3 separate regions of the Homo sapiens genome follow, and all the other regions are linked to region 2. A link is a loop called in an ENCODE intact Hi-C map of the cell type or tissue named here. Cell type or tissue: PC-9. All regions are shown on one strand. Links, peaks and the distances in the headings refer to the core of each region. The heading gives the core; the rest is flanking DNA.

Region 1 (8,545 bases), core at 2,371-7,370, 290 kb after region 2:
TTCAAACAAATTGCTTCAAGGAAAAAGAAGAAATCTGAATTCCATCAAATATCTGGCTTTTTTGAAAATAATCTGTTGAATTCAAATAACTGAGGGTTGATGTGAATTTGTTTGCACAAATCAGTTAGTTGGTGCACCTGGGAGCAACTGGACTCAGGTTCTGAAAGGCCCATCCGGTGAGTTCGATTGCAGTCAAGTCACTTGACTTGTTAGTCAGTGACTAACAGATCAAGGGTTTCGTGTTGCTGCAGGCAATGCCATAAAATGTCACAGAAGAACTCCCCAGCATCTCAGGGCTGGGGCAGCTGTGGCAGTGGCTCTGTGATGTCAGCAGCAGTGTTCTCATAGGGCGGTTCATTTTGCTTGTGAAATGCAAATACTCGAATGATGACAGATGGGGCTGGGAAGAAGTGTTTTGTTTTTTTTAAAATAATTCTATAGTTCCATCAAATGTTCTGGTCTTAGGCAAAGGAGAGACTTGAATGTGGCATATATTGGAACCCCATGGTGGTCAAGAGATGTTTCTTTGTAGGGTTCTTTTTCATGTACACTTCAAGATGAAATTAAATCTCTCTGAAAATAAATCCCAAGAATCATGTCTGATAACATAAAACCCATCAACAGTTCTTGCTTAGACCTCAGAACACCCATTTTAAGTATAGAGTCTACTTGGTTTTCTGGAAGGAAACCAGATCTGTGCACTTGGCGGTACTTTTGTCCAGAGTGCTGACAACCTTAGACCCATTACAGGAAGCTAGATCCTACTTTTGGAGCCAACAGCCATTTTTCCTTTTTCAGTTGGTTCTGATAGAATATGTGCAGAGTACCCACTGCCACAGAGTAGAGTGGTTAGCAGCCCAGGAAAGAAATAGAAATTGAATCAAATTCCCATTTCTGCCACTTACAAGTTCTGTGAACTTAGACAAGTTATTTAACTTCTTTAATGCAAATTTACTCATTTGCAAAATGAGGATAATAATATCTAATTCACAGGGCTGCAGTGAGGATTATGTGAGATAACATATATGAAATGCTTAGTGAAGTGTTGCTTACGTTGTAAGTGCTGAAAACCATTATCAGCCTTTAGCAGGGTCTTACCTAAGCTCTGGGGGAAAAGCTGGGTTTTCATGATGGCAATGAGGGCAAAGGCTATGTATGTAGTTACCACTAAATATTCTCACACGAAAAGAATATATAAATAGCTTCATCTGCTTTTTCTAGAACAGAGATTGGCAAACTTTTTCTATAAAGGTTCAGATGGTAAATATTTTAGGATCGTAGCTATATAATTTCTCTTGCAACTTTGTCATAGTAGCATGAAGGCAGCCATAGACAATATGTAAACAAAGGAGTGTGACTGTGTCCCCATAAAACTTTGTGTACAACCCAGGCAGCCAGCTGGACTTGATAGTTTGCCAACCTCTATTCTGGAATAGAAGCTGTTGTTTGATAAAGGACAATGGTCAATAATTCAAAGGAACAATAACCAGAATCACATCCTATTATTTTTCTGCATCTCTTTGTCCACCCCTCAACCCATACAATAGAATGTTTAGTTGATTTTAGTCACATAGAGGATTTGTAGCCTAAATTTCCAAAGGTACTACTAGTAAATAATGTACAGATTATGGACAGTAATAACATTTAACAGGCTAGATACAATTGGCTATATAGATGAAACAAAAAGGAAATTAAAACTTGGTTAAAAAACACATTTTGCACAGGAAAACTAGATAGTCTACATCATAGAGAATTATAAAATGAGCCATTGATTCTCCCGACTCTCTGGTGAGTATATTTTTAAAGTCCTAGAAAACTTAGAAGGCACAGTGAGAATTGGAAATTTTAACATCAAACACACACACACACACACACATAAATATTCAACTGATCTTCAAAAGAAGCATGACCTTAGAAATCACTGTAGGATAAATTCCAGCTGAGTCTCCACACACAAACCTGCTTCGTAAAAAGGAAAATGATCATGTTCAAATTCACTCTCATCGCTGACTGTGTTGGGTGAAAAAAAAGAGAACACAATGCTTTAGTTAGATATTTCAAAGTTAATCAATCAGCTAGTTTTTTTCAAAACAACCAGGTTTTTAAATTAGTTTAACTTTTCTTCAGTTTTCGAATCTGACCATTTGTGATATTGATATGCAAATCAGATCACATTCCCCTTCCCATGCCCTTCAATGGCTTCTCTTTGCTCTTGATGCTCTTGGGATAAAGACCAAACACACTATCTGTCCCACATGCTGTTCCTTGGTCCTCATGACTTCCCATTCCAGCTGCATCTTCAACCACACTCCTCCAGGCTCTTTAAACCTCAACGATGCTGGTCTTTTGTCATTTCCGCCAATGTTCCAATCTCTCCCTCACCTTGGTCTAACTCACCACCACTACCCCTCTGCCCCAAAATCACCACCACACACACGCTGTGTTAGTCTCATTAACTTCTGTACACTGTTTAGGCCTCTGTTCAAAACTTACTTCCTCAGGGAGCCTCTCCCAAGCCCCAGTCAACTGTGATAGAACCTGTCTCTAGCCTACAAGCTCTTATTATAGTTTTTCATTATACATTCATTAGGGTGATGATTTAATTAATGTCTGTTTTTCCCACTGGGCTATCCATCCCCCAAAGAGCAGGAAATGGGCCTCTATTTGAATGGCAGAGGACTCACCTCAGTGCCTGGAATGCAAGCAGAGCCATAATAAATAGAGATAATGGAGCGGTCGTCAGAAGGATATAGAATTAAAATGTAGCCATGAAAGGTCAAAACTGAATTTCTAAGGGATATTGTATATATTGCAGACAAAACATTGCCATTTTTCAAAATAATACAGATTTTCTTGCTTGTTCATTGCTCTTAACTCATTTTCTAGATTTAGTTTGGCAAACGTTTTCTATAAAGGTGCAGATGGTAAATATTTGGGGTTTGGGGGCTGTATGATTTCTGTTTCAGCTACTCAACACTGCCATTGTAGCACGTTGTGGAAACCAGAGACAGTACAGAAACATGAATGTGGTAGGGATCTAACAAAACAAGGGATTCTCAATTTCCATACTGTTGACATTTTTCCCCAATAATTCTTTGCTGCTGAGCTGTTATGTGCATTGCTGTATGATTAGCAGCATTCCTGACCTTGACCCATTAGATGCCAACAGTGCTCCCACCTCCACTAATGACAACCAAAAATATCCCTAGACATTGCCATAGGGGAGCAAAGTCATCCCAGTTAAAACCACTGCAATAAAATTTTATGAAAACAAGTGGCAAACTGGATTTGGCCTATGGACTGTAGTTTGCTCAATCCTGATCTGAAAGAAAGAAAAAGAAAACTAGGAAATTCCCTAATGGGTGCTATTTCTGGAAGGGCTATTAATTTATTTTCTAGCTTCTTGGATTTTCTTCATGGGGTATAGACCCTTTGAAGACTTTCTTTCTCAGAGGTGGGTAACCTCTTGGAGTATAATCATTGCAGCCCTCAGAGACAAGCAGGGGCAACTGGTTTAGACTGTATAGAATTTGTTTGGTCAAGTAAAGGATGCTGGCTCTGTTTATATGTGAGTTATTCCACCCATTTGGACCCCTGTAATCCCTTTGCTTACTTTGATTACTTTGATTAGTTTTTTGTTTTTTGTTTTTTTTTTAACTAGCTTCTAGCATAGTGTGCATTGCAAGGCAACTGAGAGCTGAAGGTAGAGTGACTAACGGCAGGGCTAATGTAGGTTAGCACTAGGTTAGATCCAGCTGTTGATCTAAGTCTGAGAGAGCTGGAAGTATGATCCTAGGAACCATTCTATTCCTTCCCACCTTAATTTTTTTTTTTTTTTCTTTTTGGAACTCAGGTACACAGACTTGGATTTATCATGGTCTTTGGATCATGATACCCTCTCATCACTGGTCTGGGCATGGCCCATTTTTGGCTTGTTTATATGTTTATGTTATAAATATCTGTGCCTGCCCTGCCACTCCCCCAACACAAAAAATAGAACATAGTCACTAACTGACCCGTCCCTAGATGTTCTATCTCTATCCTGTCCCTCTGTTTCCCCTCACCTGAGGCAACCATGTCCTGATGCTTATCTTCATCTTCCTACTTTACTTTGCAAGATGTTGGTTTTCTCATCTTTAAGGCGGGAAAGGGCAAAGTGACTGTCATCTCATCTTTTAAAGCTCCACCTTTATGGCTTTAATGCTGGCTTCATTTTCTCTGGCAATCCTCAGAAATTGTGCCACGCAAATATTTTACATCTCTAAAGAGGAGAAAAAAACCTAGGCAAGTCAATGTTGTGAGAGATACACACACAAAAACAGAGATTTCAGTTCATGTTGAAGATAGCTCATTGTGAGGTATCTTGCAGCCAAGGAATCTACAAGGTGCTAAGGCCATGAAGATGTGCTATATCAAAAAACGTTTTTCCTCTGCTAGCCAAATAGATTTATTATAAATATTGAGGCCTTTCCCCTTCCTTGGTCATTTCTCTACTTTAACATTAAAAGAGTTGTATCATTTACACAGCTCTGCTGAAGAGAGTTCAGTCTATTTGCCCCTGGGGCAGCAATGCTGGTATGGTAAACTTCAACACAGCGTGTAATGCATGGTCTAATTTTAAATTCTTCAAAATGCCGATTTATTTGACTTTTACCAGACCAGGAAGATAAGGCAGTCATGCTCCCATGCAGCTCGACATCTCTGTATGCTTGAAATTAAACCTCAGGGAAGAGGGGAACACAGGCCTGAGCACTGGGTATGAATAAAGGAGGCTGGTGCTGACATACAAGTGAAAGGGAAGATGTAAAAGAGAAGGAGACACTTGGGAGAAAACAATCCCTTGTGGGGAGGGAGGGGAGATGAATGTCATTAATAGCAATTTGCATCGCTATTGATTTAATGTGGGAGAAACTGAACTCTCCTGTAGCTGTCCCTGACATATTTGGGTGAGATTCTAGTGACCTCCAGTGGAGGTTCTCTAGAATTACCCTCATTGCCCCGGGACACTAAGACGTTAATTTCTGCACTTAACAAACCTGTCTCCCCTTACACATATTTTGTGCTCCCTTTACTATTTGAATTGAAAATAGCTTCTCAATGCATATAATTTTCAAATAATCTATAAAAATTCTAATTGTAATACAAAAGTTCAAAGTAATTTTTAAATAAAATAAATCAAATAAAAATAATGAATAAATATATACATAAAATAAAAGAAAATCTATATTCGAAGATATAAATGTTCACATCTGGGTGTTCTAGAAGACATAATTACTTGGAAACTTGCATCTAGTCCTAGACTCATCAAAAACCCAGAAATCCAGTAGGTGGAAATGTACTATATTGGCCTCAAGGGCCACCAGCAGCATTGCTATAGGTTAGGTAATTTTTTAAAATAAGTTAAAAAAAAATGGTAAAATTCCAAACTAGACAAAGACAGTCTTCCCTAGGAAACTTAAGGTATATTCAAATTTTGCAAAATGCCCCCCAGGCAATTATATAGAGGCTTTTCTCCTGTTCTAGTGAAGCTTTCCAAAACTGCTGGGGATGCTGCAGCAATTCTCTGTCACGCTGGACTTGCTGGACTGTCCTCTGTATTGTAGAATATTTACCAACCCTAGTCCTGCCCCACAGATAGTGATAGGACTTCTCATCGATGGAGTGATCAAAAACTCCCATGCAAATGACCAAAGAGCCTCTGGCGAAAGAACCACCCTGTGAAGCATTGCTGCCCGGGCCTTCCTCTGACAACACAGAGGGCCCTTCTACCCTATGGGGGTATTCCCCTGGGGCTGACTCCAGGACTTGGAACTATGGGGTCTTGACCTTTTCCTCCTAATTTGGGGAATTCTTGACACTGCAGACAGGGTGTTCCTGGGGGAGCTGGGAGGGGAGAGCAAAAAAGAGGCTTCAAACTGGTGAATGGTGGAGTAGGTGAGGTGAGCACAGCACTTCAACCTGACCACAGCAGCACGGGAGGTGGAATGCCAGGTTCTGAAGCCAGATCTCATTACCATGAGACTCCAGGGTTGTAGCTCTGCACCAGTGGCTCTCCTGGGTGTGTTATTTATCTTAAGTTCAAAGCGGGGCATAGTTGGCCTCACACTGCTAGGATTCTGATAATTTTTCCTTCAGGCTTTTGAGAGCGCAACTCTCTAATTCTTAGTTGCAAATGTTTCATGCCTAATAAAAACAAAATATACTCAACAGAGATTATTAATAACAGCACGATGATCCGAGAATAGATTTTGTTGTTTATTTGTTTGTTTATTTTTTGGGAATAGCGCAAATGTTCTACACTCTAAGCCAACATTCTCCAAACTGTATTTGAAGGGACGCTCACTTTACTGGGGCCAGTCATAGATATTTCTCTAAAAAAGAAGTGTTCTTTATTAAACAAGATCAGAAATGCTGGCTTAAATGACTTATACCAGGCATAAATTTCACAAACTCCGGTGTGCAAAAATGTAACTACTTTCTAAAATGGAACAAAAACTAACTTTTCAATTTAGTCCTATTTGGTGTCTTAGGAAAAAATACTAATACCAACAATGCAAGGGAGACTCCACTACAGCAAGTGACCTCTGTCAGTCTAGGGCTGTCCCCTTCACTCTTCTACTTCCTGTGGGTGACATAAAGTTAGGGTGGGGCCTACTTCTCCAGGCTTTGGCAGGGAGAGGGTGCCAGGTCTTCAGGCTCTGCGCTCCGGACATCCACTGCCAAGGGGATAGGTCTTGTCTGTTTTTGGCCTTAGCCTTCCACCCTGATGCCTTGGCCATAATCATCCCATCTCTTGGGGCCCTTTGGGTCTGCCAGCCCTCATTCAAATGCTCTTCCAAGGCCTTCTCCAGTGCACAGACATTTTAGCTTCTTTCCCTACACCACAAGCAGGTGTGAGAAGCTCCAGAACATTTCTAGGCTGGAAGCTTCCCCAAGCTACATTATGGAATTGAGGTCCTGGGTCCTCTGCTTTAGAACCCCCAAAGTTATCTGGATTTCTATCATTGCATCATGTGGCCCATTCCCCACCAGGGATGTTGGCCTGTGTGTTGATGGGCCAGAGGGCCCGTTCTCAGAAAAACTCTGTTAGTTGCTGAATCTAATATTCTTCCCGCAGGTTCAGAAAAAACATCAGCCTCCTCTATCCCTGAAGGGATTTTTATTTCCTCAGCCTGTGGCCTAAAATTGGCTTGGCAAATAGTCTTTGACCTTCCAAACCAACTAATTAGAACAATGGTTCAGACGATTTTGCCTTCCAGGGAACATGTGACAATGTTTGGAGACATTTTTTATTGTCACAGCTTGTTGGAGGGTGCTACTGGCCCCTAGTGGGTGAAGGCCAGGAGTGCTACTAAACATCCGACAATGTGCAGACCAGTCCCCAGTAACAAAGAATTCTCCTGCCCAGAGCATCGATAGTGCTGAGGCTGAGAAACTCTGAGTTGTTCTTATTATTTTTTTTTATATCAGAGAGAAAAGGAATCAATTCATTTTCTTAAATTTCTAGCCTAATTTTATGTTCTAGTCAATGACCATACTCCTTGCTGACTGCTGTTATTCAACAACCGTATTAACAATTTCCACTGGACCTTGGAAAACTGCAGACATAAGCAGTTCGGGTGAAGAGACTGGGTTTTTCTAATCTTCTAGATAATGTGCACCTGGATACTGATAAATGCCCTCCCCTCTGCTGTCTCTGCACATCCCTTCTGTAGAGGAGGATAGTGGAGGCAGGAAGGAGTAGCCTTTCTTGTCTTTGCAAAGCTCTCTGAAATTTGCAGCATCCCCACCTATGGGGAATCACTGGCTGCCTTCAAAGCAACCAGGTTTTTTGCTGAGAAGGAACTGGAGAGCGGCTGTGTTCCAAGGCTCACAGGCTCATCCTGGGCCCCTCTGAATTCAGAGCCACATCCTTCATGGTACCCTAGAGGGGCATCAATAAGCTACATGTTCCCCTCAACATGCCCAGTGGGTCCACAGATGCGTTCAACCTGTGATATGCAGAACTTGGGGGTTGACAGAAGGGTCTGGGGGCCTCACTCTTCAACCAGAGTTATAATTTCCAACTTTTGTCTTTTAGATCAAATTCAGTCTAAAGAAATAGTTCTGAAAGTATAAAGGAAGATGGAGACACAACCTATGAGAAAGGGATATGGGGTCAGTGTCTCAACGGGACACACTGCTGAGTGCTCAGGCTTCTGTCCCTTGAGCACACAGCACAGAGCAGATGGACATGTGTGTCACTTCCCTCTCAACCACTGGAGGTGAGTTGTAAGGAACTCCAGGGAGCCCTAAGGTGATAACAGTGCAGATGGTGGAGCTGGGAGATGCTCTAGGAACAAAGGAGGAGAACATTGCATCTACCAGAGAGTCTGCCCTATCCAACATCTATCCGCTGCCCAGTCCAGGACAAGATCTCCACCTGTAGCTAAGTTTGCTTTTTTGTCCTCCTCTCAGCAGCCCTGTGCATCTGCCATGCTGGTATCGGCTGTGGTGTGCAGAGGAAGAGAGAGGCTCCTGTCCTTGGGTACCCTCCTGCCAGCAC
Region 2 (8,545 bases), core at 1,720-6,719:
CCTTAGCCTTTGACGGTATCAGTGTGAGCTTGCCTGGAAGCATAGGTCAGTAAGGTGGGGGTGGGGGGTGTCTGTGTGCATTTGTGTGCGTGCGTGTATGTGTGTATGTATATTCTTGGCTTATCCTGGTTTCTTCTGTGTTGTTGATTCCTAACGCGCAGAAAAACCAAACTCTTAACTCTAAATCTATCCTGCTTTTTTATTCTTCCCAAAGGGATCTTTATCAGTGAGATTGATTCAGATTTAACCAAAAATCTAAAATCTATCAGTCACCAAGCACTACTGTGTGCTTTTGTAAAAATAACCTTATTTAATCCTTAGTAAGAATTAAGGCATAGGTGAAGTCGTGTAGTAGGAGTCTTGGGCCTGGCTTTGAACCTAGACACCCAAGGCCTGTTTTAGTGTACGTTTTTTTTTGTGCCATGCTGTGGCACTAACAGAAGAAAGCTCGTGCCCATACTTATACTTTTCTAGGTATTAAAATGTGGTAGGACAAGGAAATCTATCATGTATTAGCTCTTGCCAGAAAGCAGGCAATGTGCTAGGTGCCTCACTGAGACTCGGAACTGCAGAACATTTTTACCTCAAGGCTAAAGAGTATTGAGAAACTTCTGTTTTCTCTATGGTTGCTTCCTTTAGGAAATACCATTGTAGAGAGAAGCTTTCATCTCCACGGAATGCACAGCAAGTTGCCGACCAATGGCTCCACATTTTTCATGCTTTTTATGTGTAACTAAGAAGGAAACTGTTCCTTGTATCATGGGTTACCACAGGCAATCCAGGTCTCACACACCCTTCCCTGGCCCTGGTCCTGGTCCTGGCCTTCTGTCTTTCCGATGGCTTTCCCCCTTTCCTCATACCTCTGGGTATGTCAGTCTAAGGCCAAAGCTTGTGTAAGTCATGCCCTCCTACCAACTTCTGTAGCTCCTGTTTAGGCAAAGGGGTTTCCCGAGCAGCAGTCCAGACTTGAGCTATTAAGGACCAAAGCCCCTCGCCCAGGCAGCCGGCACCCATCCAGAAAGGCAGGGGCCTATCGCCCAGCACATTAGCTTTCTCCCTGCCAGCTGGCCCAGGGAGGCGCAGCGTGCCAAGTGGGGAACGTGTGAATGGGATCCATGCCCATGCATCCCCTGAGAAGTAGAAAATGCACGTGACCAGAACCGCCAAAACCTAACCCAGGGAAAAAGATGACAAGAAAAACTTGGTGTGTTTCTCTAAAGACAACCACAAAACATAAACAAACAAACAAAAACCTAAAACTGTCTCAAGAGTGTCATATAATTTTGTTTTCATCTCTTGCCCTAAAACCTCACACAAAGTTTTACACATTGTGGCTGTTGGCTAAATGTGAAAAACGAGTGAATCTAAGAGCTCCTCGCAGGACCACGTTTATTTGGAAAGTCAGCACGGTGCCTGGCACCATAGTAAATGCTCAATAAATATTCCTGGGCTGAAACATTTGAGGGCCGCAAATTCTTGCCTTTGTTTGACTAAATCCTTCAAATCCCTGAACTTGGTTCATTTACTAAATCCTTCAAATCCCTGAACTTGGCCTACCTGCTTGGCAAACCAAGAAAAACAGTTGGAATGGCTTAAAAACAATAATATCTTACCTTCAATACAAATCCCCCACTTTAAGAAACCCTGGACCTAGATTAAGTCCCACCTCGGTGTCTCTGAGATTCTAGAGGGCTGAGAGACAACCCGGGGGAACAAGGGTGGCTTTCAACATTTGGAGATTTCTTAAACTACAGCTTCTCATCTGAAGAGGCCGCTCCAGGCCTACTGCAGCATCCAGGGTCTCCACTTGGGGCTGGAAGGTGTCAACTCGGGTGGTAACTGCTTTCCCTGTATAATCAGAAGCGCTGACTGACACCTATCAGTAATGCTGACTTGTAAAATTTAGAAAACAGAATCATCAGTCATTTCTATTTGTTTGATGAATAACTCTTTAAAAATCACCATTAAAAAAGGCATTTCACATCAAACAGAGAGATTGAGAATAAGGAGTGAAGAACACGAGGACCTGCTGCCCTGAGTTTCAAGACACTAACAGAAGATTTGGGTCCCACCTTTGGTTGAGAAGAATCAAATTAGAGCATAGTTATTTTTCAACTTGAGGAGGTTCCGGGCTGTGGATATATTGTGCTTATAGGAAGTAAACAAAATCAGAGGAAGAAGTGTATGTGCATCAGTTGGATGCACACAAATCTTCAGATTTTCAGTTGTTATCCACCCACCCTGGCAATCTCATGTACCCACAAGCCTCAAAGCAGTTGGTGTCCTGTGTCCGAGGGACTGGAGGAGCGTAAACCATGGGCTTCTTGAAGTCGGAGCCCATATCTGGGTCATCCAAGGTCCCAGGATCCAGCTCATTCCTGTCACCTTGGAGGTACTTGAGCAGTAATTTGTTTGATTGCACTGAGCGTTCCTCAGAGGGCCTGTTTGTGGAGACAACCTCTATGTGGCCCCTTGGCTGCCAGGCCCTGTCAGCCCTCACAGAGTGCTTCTTCCCCAGGTACCAGTCAGGAACCAGGCCTTTCCCAGCACCCAGAGCCTTTGTCACCGGTAATGTTGGCTTCCTGGGGTCATACCAGGCTGGGTCCAGGAAGCTCTGGCTTAATGCCAGTGTAGTTTTGCTTGTTTAGAATTGTCAGATTTGATAAGGCAGATTTGACAGTTTTTTGAAGTGGATATGGAAGAGGTGGCAGAGAGAACAGCCTTCTACCCAACAGCATGCTGGCTCTGGTACAACTTGTAACTGGAATGCAGGGGGAAAGAGAGCACATACAGGGAATTGGCTGCCTGGCTGAGAACAGGAAGCTGAGGCACAGATCCTTGGATCTCACCAGCCCGTATCTTCCCTCCTTGATTCTTTATTATATTGCTCTTAAGAAATATTGGAACAGACATTTAGTGTCAGGGGCCCTGTGAGGTTGTGTGGGGAACCGCCTTTCAGGAGTTCACAGTCTTGCTGGCAAGATGGTAGGTGTGCCCTGGCATGTCCTGAGATGCCCCATGGCTGTGGTCTAGGCAGTACGTGCCCTGGTGCCTCAGAGGCTTAGAGATCATTTTCGGCTCTTCTCGTCAGGGCAGATTTCATGAAGGATTTTGAGCTGAGATTTAAAATGAAATAGGACTGTAGTAAGTGGATTTCTGTGGCTGAGAAAGAAGAGGGCATTCTATCACCCAATACAGTGGCTCTAACCATGATGGTGGAAAGAGGTAATGGGAAAGGACCAGATTTAGAGAAATTAAAAGAAATTAGGAAATCAATAGAAAAAACTTCCTTCTTTCCATTACTATCTGATTGTTTTCTTCTTGGCCAGAGTATCGGTGTGCCTTGGGCATCAGAAGAGACTGTGTGTGTGTGTGTGTGTGTGTGTGTGTGTGTGTGTGTGCGCGCGCACACACACACACGCACAGAATAGATATCACATCCATGTAGCTGCCTGTTGTGAAAAGGATTCAGAACTCCAATATTGTAGAGGACTGAAGTGTCTGAGAGTTAAAGATCTAGAGTTCAGTGTCGGCTGTGTCTCATTTGCTTTGATTTTGGGGAAATGTGCTTTGCCTTTATAATCTTCGGTTATCTGCTATGTAAGTTTGGAACATTACTTCATGTTTTGTAAGGTGATGTAATTCAGTGCGTGCAAGTACTTTATGAACAAATAAAAGGTATAACTCTGATGCTCTCAGGAAGCAAGCATTTTGCTCTTTTCCTAAAACTGCATAGCTGACTTGGGAATGAGGCGGGGAGAGCTGGTCTCTCTTTTCTAACTCTTCTGGTAGGATGTGGTAAAGACTGAGCTCCTGGGCAATAGAACACTCTGCATGGAGGTTTGTGCCTACAAATCAAACAAAGAGATCAGCCAGAGAGAGCCTGCCTTTTTGCACACACCGTTGGGAGGCTACCTTGTGCCTTTCCCCAGACCACCTGCCTCTGCTTTCTGTCTTGTTCTTTATCTGTTTCTCTCTCTCAGCTCAGCTTTGGGCCCCTGGACTGTTGTCCAAATCTGAAGACCACCCTCCCTGTAGATCTGCCCTCCTCCCCTCCCAACCTGCCCCCACCTGTGGAAGTTTGAATCTGAGCAGAGGCATTCCCCCAGCATGAACCTGGACACTTGACTGTCCGCCCGCCTGGAGAACCAGTCCTTGGTGAAGAAAGAGTGCCCTCTAGTGGGCATTGGCTGGAGCTGCTCCGGACCCACGTCACTCAGCCAAGGACAAAACAACCCGCCACACGGCCCTCCCGCCAAGGATGATCTTGACTATGCCTTTGGGTTTGGTTTGTTTTTCTCCTTGTGTGAAGAAAAAGAAAGAAAGAACAGCAGGAGACAAGTGGTGAGAGCAGCTCCCACAATGCTGTGACAGTCCCTTTATCTTAGGACTTTTACCAAAGAATTAACCCCAGGGCAAGCGATGGCAGCAAGGTACATGTGACATCAGAAGCTTTTTAAAGGACTTGTGACAATTCCTGTATAAATCACCTACCTGTCTCAACTGGTCTCTTCCATAATTGGGTGGATTTGTGGGAAGGAAACTCTTTCTGTAAGAATGATTACCAAATGGGTTAAATATCTTCATGGGCGCAACCCCTCTGCAGATTGCATATCCACTGCAATCAATGACATTTTTCGGGTAGTGGACGCGTCCGGGCCTGCCTGGCCATTAAAACCCTATATGCATGAGGACAAACAAGGGATTTGGCCCTTTAAAACCTATTTCAGAAAAAAGCTGCTGGGGTGGGGAGGGAAGAGATGAGGGGGAGGGAGAGAGCGCAGGGCACCCATCAGGGAAGCAGGAACCTGATCATATGTGATGGTTGCTGGATTAGGTAACAGCTCCGCTGGTTGAAATTGGATCTTGGAGGATGAGTGTTAACATCTCTGGTGTCCTGGCGAAAGGTTCATTTGAGTCTTGCATGGTGCTGCAGAGATAAAAAGGAGCTTTTAAATAATCATTTTGTCTCCTACTCACCAGAGTACTGGCTTCCAGCAATAAATAGGTAGCATCAGTTCTGCTTAGACATATCACCCTTTTCATTTATTTATTTAATGTTGGTGTTTTTTTTTTTTTTTAACCGCCGAGCTGAACAGTTTGTGTATCAGTGAATCCCAACACCCATTCTTAATAGTGGTATATTTGGATTCTCCTTGCGCTGGCTACAAATATGAGCATGCAAGGTTGTTTATTGGTCCATCCCTGTCCCCTCCAAGCATTACAGACACAGCCCAAATCCACCAGAACTGAATTTTCTATGCAAAATAGTGCAAGATGGTTTTCTTTTAAGGTTTTCCCTTGTTCATATTGTTCCTTAAAAAAATTTTTTTTGGGTTTTTGCACAATCATTTTCTATTTTCATAATTTGAGTATAATTTAAAGGGTGTAATTTGGAAATGACTGTTGTTGGTTTTTCTACCCGCCGCCCTCCCCCCCCCGCCCTTTTCTTTTCATTCTTTTGTTTTCTTCAGAACTCTGATTGGGGACCTATTTATGTGTCTTGAACTCTAAGTGTAAATGCAAGCAATATTTATGCCGTGGTGCATTGTATCTATCTTATCAATTTCTAATTGGCCACATTTAGAAACTAAGTCTATTAACTCATAGTGAATTCAAATTTCTTTTTAGGGAGTATTTATTTGCAGGATTCACAAAATGATGTGAAAGCTAAGCGAAATACTAACACTTTCTTGCCCCAGCCAACCCACCACCACTGCGCCCAATTAAATGTATCCTTCATACCTGAAAGAAAAGAGGCAGTATGCTTTATGCTTTAAGCTTTGCAACCCTCCTGAAACTTCCATGGCGGGTAGGGGCTTGCAGTTTATCCTTTCAGTGTTCTTTGCCAGCCTTGACAATTTCCTTTCTTATTTTATTTAAAACCAGTTAGATTTGAAGGCCAAGAAATGTATTAATTAGGAGGTGTGTAGAGTTTGTGTGAAATTGTTTGTGCTTCCCATTGACTATTTTAAAAAGATGGTGTTTTAAAAAGATGGAGCAGAGGCATGAAACTGAGAGGGGTTGGAAAGAGGAAATATTCTCAGAGGTTAATATTAGGTATATGGGAAATATTCATAGTGATGTGTGCGTGATCACCTGTGTAGCTCCTGGAGGAGCGAGGATCAGAACTGTCTCTCTGCCTTGCCTCTCCCTTCTTTCATACCTCACTGAGTTTGGCTGGAGGAATAAGCTGATGGAATGAATGAGGCCGCTTGGGGTACCCATGTGATTGGAGGAGGTAGGATACTTGATGTCAGCTCAAGTAGGCAGTGCTTAACACTAGCCCTGGCAAGGCAAGTCCTGACCATTAATAGGACATCATTCTTTTTTGCTTTGCTGTTGTTGTTGAGACCAGAGGTTGTCCTAAAATCTCTCAGTGTTGGGCCGCATGCAGGACCAGTTGGGTGTGGAGTAGCCAGGTGGACCCACTTGAAGGCATTAACACCCAGCTGAAGGGTTACCAGCCTCAGCTTCGTGGGGAATGTTCCTGCCAGCCGTGGGGGCTTACGGCCTCTTCTGAAGGAAGTATATTGGACATGAGATTCAGTGAGCGAATGAGAGAGTAGAATTTTGCCCCAGCACAATGTTTTGAATAATCGAGCTAAAGTGAAACAACTATATTTATTAATGGCTCAGAGGCGATTCTTTTTTTTTTCTAATTTGTAAATGACCCATAAATTTCTTTGTGGATAAGGCTATTAAAATTTATCATATAAAGAGAAACAACCACATAGAGGTGAAGGAGAGGCTGCTGGGCGCTGCTGCCAGATGTTTGGATGCCCCGAGATTCTTTTCGGTGCCTTTAGGGCCTGGTATTCAGGGCATGGTTACAGCAGCCATCTACTTTCTTAAGGAAACCTTTGTTAGTGGCAATTTGTTCTTCAGAGTGCTTCGGAGATTTAAGTAAATAAATTTAAGAAACAATAACGTGACTAAATCCTTATTGTGCAAAGATCAGCCAAAGGAGCAGTTTCCCATTCAGTCTCCTGAGCCTACAAAGGAAGGATTTTATTGGAAAAAAAAGTCCACAAAATAAACCTCAATGACCTCCTAACCTTTTGCCGTCACCACTATGGCAATTTTGTTTTTGTGTAGCAGAATATTACATATTCAGGTTTGAAGAGAGAAGATCATGACGTGGTAGTGTTGTGGTTTGCGTCTAGGGTGCAGGCTTCCTTCTTTTCTCCTTCCCAGCTACCTGCTCTCCCTCCTCCCTCCCTCCTTTCCTTCCTCTCATCCTTTTTTACTTCACCACGGAGCCCAAGCTTCTGCCCTGCACCTTTTGTCCTCTTTGCTCTTTATGGCCACCACTGATCCACATGGCTCGCCATTCCATTTGATGGTCTCGTGTTTTGTGAGAGCCATACTGTAGTTTTCCTTTTGGCCTAGGAATTGGGATTTCCTTCTGAACAACGTTCAGGGTTGGTTCTTTTGCTGCCTGTTGGCAGCCAGGAGCATGTGGGCACAGCCAGCAGTTATGCTGGTATTATATGTGATGACGCTCAAACATCTAGACATACCCTCATTGAGCTCATCTTCACCTTCCCTGTTACAACCCGAAGCCCTGCTTTGCCAGGGCTGGGAGACACCTGGAACTGGCACTGTCCCCCTGGGGCTCACCAGATGCACTCTGCCATGAAAACAGCTCTTGACTGTGCTCTGGTGTGTGGATATCCACCAGGGACTTAGACCCTGCCACCTCCATCCCCAAAATGTCAACCAACACCGGACCCCTCTCCTCTGCCTTTAATCACTTCCCTCTTTCCCACCCTACCCACACATTCTTTTCAATTTCTTAAAAATTGAAAACACTTTTTATGTTCCCTCTTAACAAAGACTTGGCTGCTGACAACTGAACTGGATTTAGATGAGTGATTTATTTTATGGGAGGTTGTCTGAAGGGGTAGTAAAAAAGACTGTCTCGCTCTTCTGCTGATTTACTAAATCACTGGATCTCCTTCAGTCCAAATCACCACCAAGGGTCCTGGTGTTTTCATAAAGATCAGCCATCTCATTGATCTGAGACGCCATCCTACCAGAGCACTGGCTTCCCTGAAACCCTGGAGACAGCTTGTTAAAAGGACCTCACCCTTGTTTCCAACAGGACAGAGTCCTTATCACTCGGAACACATAGATCTCAATGTTTGGAGCTAAACGACCCTGCTCAAGGGCCAATTTGTCTTCTTGCTATGTTAGACCTCACTCTCTGCTAGTCCACAGGAAAGGTCTGAAGATTTCGTTCCACATGTACTGGATTTGTGTACTTCAGGTGATTTTGGAAATGAAAAATTTAGACTGATCAAGCATTGCAAAGAAAGGCAATGAGTGCACAACCACAGACTTATGGAAATTTAAAAGGAGAAATAAAGAGGGAAATGCTTTTCCTTAAATTGAAATTAGGTAGTATGGGGATGAAAGTAAAAAATATATTTTGTTATGATTACATTTTTCTAGTTGAAATTTTTTATTGTGGTAAAATATATATAAGATAGAATTTACCTTTTTGGGGGGTGGGGGTGTGGAGTCTTGCTCTGTTGCCCAG
Region 3 (8,545 bases), core at 1,686-6,685, 550 kb before region 2:
TATCTTCAAGACAACATGATTATATCCAATAATTATTGACATCCTTTCCAACTTTTGTACCCAAGACCTTAATCTGTCAATATAGGTTTATTTAAATACAAGACTGAGCCCCATAGCCACAGCCTAGGTACTGCTTCACCAAAATATGTTCCTAAAAGGATGCTTAGAAAACCCATCCAGTAATGACAGTTTATTTCTAATGCTACGTCAATTTATTTTTCCAAACAGGTTCTCATACTCTGTGGTACCCTCACAGTAGCTCCGGGAGGTTGGGCAGGTCTGTTTAACCACGTTTGGAAGACAAGGAAGAAACCTGAGATAAAAGGGAGCGAGATAAATGTCCTCGTGTCATATAGTAAGCTGACTTGAAGAAAAGATCATGGAAACACCTTGTCCAGTGGCTGGTGTCAGCAGAAGGTCAGTAAGCATTAGCTGAATCTTCACAGCTGCCTTAGCACCTCACTTTATGTCCCCATGACACCTTTGGAGTTACGTGTATATGTCTGTGAGTGAGTGTGTGTATAGAGCGCTGATGTGTTTTTTCTTATCAAAAAGCCAAAGTGATATTTATGATCAGACCATGATTTAGAAAAGATACATTTGACCCATATCCAGTTCCAGAACTGAAGTAATTTCTTTGATCATCTACCTTTAATTACTACATTTTCATATCACCTCAACTCTCACAGTGGCATTGACAGGGAACGCTGGAGTTGCATTCCTGGTTGCCATCGGAGACAAGCCACCCTGTCTGGAGGATGCCTCTCATAACGTTATTTTTTACTCCATCTCATAAAGCCTGTTCTGTATAAATATATTTTAATTAATTAATAAACAGGATGTAATGAATTCTGGCAGGGTGACATTTGAGCACAAAGTGAGGGGCTTAGGCAGATCCTGACATGTGTTAGCCAGGAAAACACCCCACACACATATATACACACACATACACACTCTCTCACACACACTCATGCTCAAAAAGAGTCTTTTTATTCATTGGAGATACTATGTAATAAGGAGTTTCAGAAGGTTAATTTGACATTTGAGAGGAACTAGGCAAGAAATACAGAGGTACAGCAGAGGCAAATGTTCCGCAAGAGTTGGTTATGCTCAATAGTGGTGCATCTATATTTTAGAACTAAAAACACTAGACAACACTAGAACTGATTGTTTCTAGTAAACCTAAAATGGCTCATAAATAAATCCACTTTTTGAGAAAAGAGTTTTATTGTTTCTTACCAGAGTGTTCTCTAGTAAACCCTATCTTGGTATTCAGTGATAGGAATATGGGGACTTACTTGGCACATTGGTGTATTCAATAAATATTAGTTGCATCTTCATAGAATCAACATTTCCTAAAGCACATCAATCTTGATTTTGAAGATCTTGAATGTCCCCACTGTAGCAATTCTTGTCCTCAAGGTGTGCATATGTGAAATGTTCTGGATACATAGTTGGTAATTCAGCTCAATATTGGTAAACTATTTGGTATAAAATCTAGATAAGAAAAATTGCTTTTATTGTTGGAGAACCTTCCTTATTACTTCTCTATGTACTTTAAAAGTTTATTTTTTCCATAAGAAAAACTCTTTCATATTTTAAATTTCAATTTAGATATTCCTCTACTTCAGCTTGTAATACTACATACTGTAATTACACTTCCTTCCTCCCTAGCTATACTCTGAGCTCCTCTATGGAAGAGTCTGTCTTACTCATTTTGTTTCCTTATTGTCTGAATATCAAATGTTCCTGACATGTTTATCAAATGAATGAAAATTTAATCTCAATTGTATTTTTCAGGTCAGCATTATTACTTGAACTCTTGCATTCAAATTTCCTCCTGTTATTTAAGAAGGCTTTAGAAATATTGTCAGCCTTAAGCAAAATTAAAAAACGAGTGATGTATCTTGAGTCCCTTCCATCAACCTTTCTATTCCTCACCCAAGGCCTGTTATCTAACCTGGTTTCTCATCACTTAGTTTTCTAAAGTGCTTAGGATGCTGCCCTTTAGCCATAAAAATGCTCCTCCGAACTCCGTGCTGTATTACTTCCCAAACATTAACACCACTGGCACCAAAAGTGATGCAGGGGTGTGACTGAGGGCAGATCACTTCCTCTGTGAACCTCAGTTCTCTCCTCTGCAAAAGGTAAGTAACAACTCTGTTGCCAAGAGTTCCATTCTTTTGAGTTGAACCAAACATTTACATTCCTGGATTGTCCTGGCAGAACAAGTTTAGGCCATTAACCTAACCATGGTCTGCTTTCAGCTTTTTGCATATGGAAAATCATACATATTAAAAAAAAGCCTATATATATATATACACACACACACACACACACACACACACATATATATATAATTAATGATTATCCTGCAGCCAACTTTACTTACATAGAATTTCAAGACCGTAATCTGCTATCTTTTCCAAAGTCCTTGTTTCCAACAGATTTGTTAAATGCTTAAAAGAATGGCCATCTGGCCATCACATATTAAGCGCCACAAAAGTATTGACTAAATACAATTGACTTCAAAACTTTGAATAGCCTATATTCAGATACATATGATACATATGAGAATTAATATTTATAATAAAAGTTACCTAATCATAATACAGAAAATTTGGAAACCAGAAAAAGAAGGAAAATCATTGAATTTCATCACTATTAATATTTTATATTATTCCTTAATATTTTTCTGAAATATTATAGACAGAGAAAACAAGATTATCATGATCTTCACTGCCACCATGTAGAGCACAATGTAAGTGCTTCACTGTGATTATTTCATATAATTCTCACAATCTACTTATGAAGTAGATACTATTAAATTTCCCATTTCATCCTTAGTCTGATTTCAGAGCCTGGGTATTTGACCACTGTAATAATTGTGGCAGAGACAAAGTATTTTCCCCCATAAAAATCTGTGTTTGCCTTCCTTAATGTAGCATTATTGTTGCAAAGCAGCCTTCCAGCGAGCAAAGCCACATTCTCCAATGCACTTGTCCAGGTGGGATCGTGTAGCTAGTTCTTGCCCATAGAATTTGATTAGGAGGGGGTTGTGTCACTTCAGGCCTGAGGTGAGCAGTAGGTGTCGCTTTCGGTCTTGCCTTTCATTTCATTGAGGTGAAACTAATGAACCCCATGGTCCTGGAGGAGATGGTGGAGTTATGGAATAGAAGGAGCTTGAATCCCTGAATCACCTAGAAGGTTCTCCTCCAAGCACCAGCATTGAACTACTGTGAACTTGTATGAGTGAGAAATGACCTTTTATTATAAAACCACTGAAATGTCAGAGTTTGTCTATTATTTTCATTAATACCTTAAATAATACACTAATACTATATACTGACATACACTTCCAAGAAGGTACATTTGTAAACATACTGATATCCAAGCTTTCAAATTACTTTCTAAATTTTACATCATTTATGAGCATTAGACCCATAATATTGTATGATTTCTATTTCTATTAATTTAAATATTTGAAAAATAGCAAAGCATGCCACACAGTTGTATTGTAATTTCTTATTGGTAGACTTCTGTGTTATTTAGTTTTTGTCAATAACTATGAAACCATGGTCTGTTTGACATCCTCTTTTATATATTGTTTTCTATGTAAGAATTAAGTAATTACAAATATTCCTACAAGTGAGATTACTGTCCCAAAGTTTGTGAACATTAGTGTATACAAATTTATTTCAAAATATTTTTTACCAATTTTTTTTTGCAAATAACAATGCACTAGATTGTGTGTCTTATAACTTACCAGGACTGAATAATATTTTAAAAAACTATTTTCAAGCTTAATAAAGAAAAATGACAAATTGATGTTTTGATTTGACTTAATATGCTTACTAGTGGGTTTATTTTCTTACTCCTCATATGTCCTACTAGTGACAGGGTGAATATATTTAGTATCTGTCATTTCCTTTGATCCTTAGCTAGACAGATATGTATATGTTGATAAACTTGATTAAATGTAGAGGACTCAAACAACAACAAAAAATTAACCCTATAGCCGTGTGTTTGGAGGATATCACACAATGTATAAGCAGAAAATTAAAAGTCTCAGTTTGGCATTACTGAAGGAGAAAGAGAGATGTAAGTGGAAATAGCCTATATAAATATGGAAGAGTCCATCTCTGTGGAGCTAGATCCCCCATTGTAGGAACTGAAGTTATCTTTCAGGATTTACACAAGAGGATAACCAATACTCAATATATTGGCCATTTCACATTGCCACTATCTAGAATGCCAGCTGTTACATTCAATGAGCCCACTATCTTTTAAGGGACTAGAACAGAAAGCAGAAAGCAAAGAAATGAAGACATTAGAAATACCAAATGTATCTCCCATTACCTAGATAATTTTAATGACAGTTCCATTTTGGCCACATTTATTCCAATAACTGTCATATTTTCCCACTTCATTTGGCTCTATAGACATAATCATAGATATAAAGATGCATTTTTAAAGTGGGGGTGGGAGGAGGGAAACACCACTGTATTCCATGTATAAAAGAACTTATCCTTACTGTCCATTAGAAGACACTACAATGCTGATTTAAATTAAACTTAGGTCAACTGGTTGCCTAGTAGTAAGAACTAACCTCATATCCATCTAAATATAAATCTTAGTTGGTATTTATTTCAAAGGTTTGTTAGTTTATTTCAGGGGTGTTTAGTGGCTTTGGCATTCCTTTCAATAAGGCATACAGAAATTGTTCTTTATGTTATCAACTGCATTTATTCTTTCTCAAATATTAAAGCTAAATATTCTAGAAAATCCAAATTTCTTTATTCAGCCCAGTGATATGGTTTGGCTCTGTGTCCCTACACAAATCTCTTGTTGAATTGTGATTCCTAGTGTTGGAGGAAGGACCTGGTGGGAAGTGATTGAATAATGTGGGCATATGTCCCCCTTGCTGCTCTTGTGATAGAGTTCTCAAGAGATCTGGTTGTTTGAGGGTGTGTGGAACCTTCCCCTTCTCTCTCTCTCTCTCTCTTTCTCCCTCTCTCTCTCCTGCCAGCCATGTGAAGACATGCTTGCTTCCCCTTCACCTTCCACCATGACTGTAAGTTTTCTGAGGCCTCCCCAGTCATGCCTCTTGTACAACCTGTGGATCTGCATATCAATTAAACCTCTTTTCTTTATAAATTACCCAGTCCCAGGTACTTATTTATAGCAGTGTGAGAACAGACTAATTTATCCAGCATAATTGTTAAAGCAAAGAAGCTCTGATAGTTTATTTTCTGTTAAACGGAATTACGTAAAGGAGACAATGCAAGTCTCTACATGCTGAAACTGAATATGATTAGAATTATGGTTAAAATTCTGTCAATTAATTACAAATAATTCAAGAATTTTAACCCAAATCACATTACTCACAACTCGATATTTATACTAATTCTACTAGGTATCATTTGAATCATTTGCAAAACAGTAAAGGAAGAAAATAACTGAATGACTTGTACTTATTAGAGATTGTTCACATAAATATAAATGACCAGTTGACAAATCATTGATTTTTCACCCTTGTTCATGTTGCCCAAGACAATTAACATAAAAGCAGATGAACCCGTACTACAGTAATTCTAACTTATTAAATGTCATTAGAACGTCATTTATCAGGAAAAAAAAACAATACTCCCAAATCATTTTTGCTGGATTTCATTTTAGAGATTTTTAAAAAGCATTTATCATAATTTCAAAATGCAGGAGATCCATTAAGGCAGGGATACTATCATTCTTCCTGTCTACTGGAATATAGGGACCTGCATGTTCTTTGGCTTGTGGCATGTGTGTAGTAATTATTTGCTGGATTTTTAAATATTGCTGATATTCGATCTCTCATTTTAGTTCTAAGTAGAACCACAAAACTTCAGAGCTCAGAAGGCTGAATTTTATCTTATACTCGAAATTTTAGAACACATTTCAAAACTACATAACACCTCACCAACTCCAATACAATGAACCTATTTCTTTGCACGTCATTAGGAAAATGTCACATCTCAAAGCTTCAAAGGACTTTGTGTAATAAATTTATTTCCTGAGCATGCTTTTGTGTTTTTTAAAGATTCAAGCTCAAGTTAAAGATTTGACTTATTATAATTAAAAGAAAAAGGAATATATGTTATTTCAATGCAAAGATCTAGAGAAAAATCTGTGCATCCAAATCAGCCATAATAAAAGAATGAAATCATGTTTTTCACAGAAGCATAATAAATGGAACTGGAGGCCATCGTCTTAAATGAAATAACTCAGAAATACAAATAGCATATATTCTCACTTATAGGTGGGAGCTACATAACGTGTACACATAGACATAAAGTGAGGAATAATAGACACGGAAGACTCTGAAGGGTAGGAGAATGGGAGGAGGGTGAGGGATGAGAAATTACTTAAGGTAAACAGTGTATACTTTTTGGGTGATGGTTACACTAAAAGCCCAGACTTTACCACTACACAATATATCCATGTATCTGCACTCGTACCTCTAAATTTGTTCAAATTTTTAAAATATAATAAATATTTACCTATTGTAAAAGATAATAACATTTTTTTGTGTGGTGGACTTTAGAAATAAGATTACACTTTCAGGTGGAACTGAAGCTGAAACCCAGCTCTTCTGCTTATTTCAAGTTCTCTACCCTTTTGAAAACCCATTTTCTTCATCTACAAAGTGATACACTAATCCCTACTTCACATGGTTGTGATAATTAAATGAAATAATGCATGTAAGACACTAGCACAGTGTTTGGCAAGTAGAACAACCTCTACCGTTATGAACTGAATTTTTGTGTTTCCCCCAAAATCATATGTTGAAATCTTAATCCCCAATGTGATGCTATTTGGAGACGGGGCTTTGGGAGGTAATTAGGGTTAGGTTAGGCCATGAGGGTGGGACCCTCATGATGAAATTAGTGGTCTTTCAAGAAGAGGAAGAAAGTGTTCTCTCTCTCTCTCTCTCGCCCCCCCCCTCCTACCCCCTATCTTCACCAAGGAATAGTCATGTGAGGACCAGAGAGAAGGCAGCCATCTTCAAGCCAGGAAGAGAGACCTCATCAGAGCTCAACAATGGCAGTGCCTTGACTTTGGACTTCCAGCCTCCAGAACTGTGAGAAGATAAATTTCTCTTGTTTCAGCCACCCAGTCTATGGCATTTTACTGTGGTAGCCCAAGATGACTAGGACACCTACCATTCAACACTCTTTAAATGCTCAGGGGCAGTTCTTCATGAAGGCAGGTAACTCAATAAACTCTAAAGTCTGCTCCAAGCCATAGACTTTTGATTGTCTACTGTGAACTGTCCAGTTGAATTCCCACAGGGTGACTTGATCAACTTTCCAATCATGCTTATCCTGTCAGCTTTGAACTGACCCATGACATTTCAGATTGGAAGTAAAAAGTCTAGATCTTAAAGTATATTCTTTATATTAACCACTTCTTTTGAATAAATCTAAATACTACCGAAAATTTTATACATGTAACATAAAATAATCATGACAAATATAACATAAAATCGTTTTAAAGTTTAATTTTAAGGTAATTCTTCACTGGGAAAATTCAAGCTATTTTGATGTTTTAGGAACTATGTCAAGATAATCAGAAACCCATTATTTGGATGAAACAAACAGGAGAGTATTATTAGCTACAAGGGATCTATACAAAATAACTCTGCTTTTAGTTCCATCACTGTGGAATTTGGAGAACTTTTATAGCATTCTGTGGGATGTTGTCAATTGTTTTGATAGTTTACAGAAAGAATACTGATGCATGCAGGTGTGTGTATACCAGATACAGAGGTGTTGGCAGCCAGACTATTTTACTGTGGAATAACTCTGTGATCACTTCTTGGTCTGCTACAGAACAAACCAAAATAAGAGTTCTCTCCTCACTTCTTCATGCTTGTGTAACCGTCCAGAAAGAGCGTGACCATGTAGGATGTCATTAGGCCCAGTTTTCATCCCTGTTAAATTGCAGGCCGCAGTTCTCTGTAGCTTCAGGAGGGTCAGGCTGCTGTAATGTTTAAGGGACATTAAGTAAGGACAGTTGGGAATGCCAGCTCTGCCAGTCAAGCATTAGGAAGGGTCAGAGTGTAGTCACCTGCCTATTCCCTCTTCCCCTTATCCACATCACAGATTGTGACACTAATCTCTGAAGCCAGTCTCAATTTACTATAAAGAAATGTCTCCTATGTTTTCTTAGCCAGTGTAATTCTCAGGCTGAAGTTCCAACTGCTTCCAGGGCTAGCACAGTTGTTAATAAGTGGGCTGGATTTTTTTTTTTTACCCTTGATTTAGTTTTCTGCTGATCTTCAGCATGGCGGAGAGTGATGCGGTAACAATTTAAGCCCTTGCACAAGATGAGTGAAATGAAGAAGATGCAAAATCTAGCTAATTCTAGTCTTTCTTTCTTTGAGATGGCTGATATTTCCTGTCTGCCTCTTGAGTGATTAATAATGCAGTGGCTGATTCTTCTTTACCCAGAGGGTTATTGTCATCCTTGGTAGAGTTTGACATTTTACACTTTAAGTAAGCACACC

What was found. Hi-C counts contacts between places; a loop is a spot of excess contacts. Peaks named below come from ENCODE experiments on the same cell type or tissue, not always from the same donor. Only the 100,000 strongest peaks of a DNase experiment are listed, where the experiment ranks them.
Region 1: a loop joins it to region 2, with 8 times the contacts of the local background. A loop is called at or near these places in 30 of 110 quality-filtered maps.
Region 3: it touches region 2 in a loop (9-fold over the local background); 7 of 110 quality-filtered maps call a loop at or near these places.

Annotation. Positions count from the first base shown.
Region 1 is chr1:165,068,632-165,077,176 of GRCh38, forward strand. No RefSeq gene overlaps it. Among named protein-coding and RNA genes, the nearest start is that of LMX1A-AS2, 130 kb to the right of the region's middle. In PC-9, for the core only: CTCF peaks have their summits at 4,933 (motif pointing left) and 7,317 (motif pointing left); a DNase peak (open chromatin) is centred at 4,940.
Region 2 is chr1:164,783,321-164,791,865 of GRCh38, forward strand. All of the region lies in intron 2 of PBX1 (PBX homeobox 1), which reads left to right. Among named protein-coding and RNA genes, the nearest start is that of PBX1-AS1, 13 kb to the left of the region's middle. In PC-9, for the core only: CTCF peaks have their summits at 4,193 (motif pointing left) and 4,393; a DNase peak (open chromatin) is centred at 4,161; H3K27ac peaks cover 1,922 bases.
Region 3 is chr1:164,237,197-164,245,741 of GRCh38, forward strand. No RefSeq gene overlaps it. Among named protein-coding and RNA genes, the nearest start is that of PBX1, 320 kb to the right of the region's middle. In PC-9, for the core only: no CTCF peak of the experiment used is centred there; no DNase peak of the experiment used is centred there.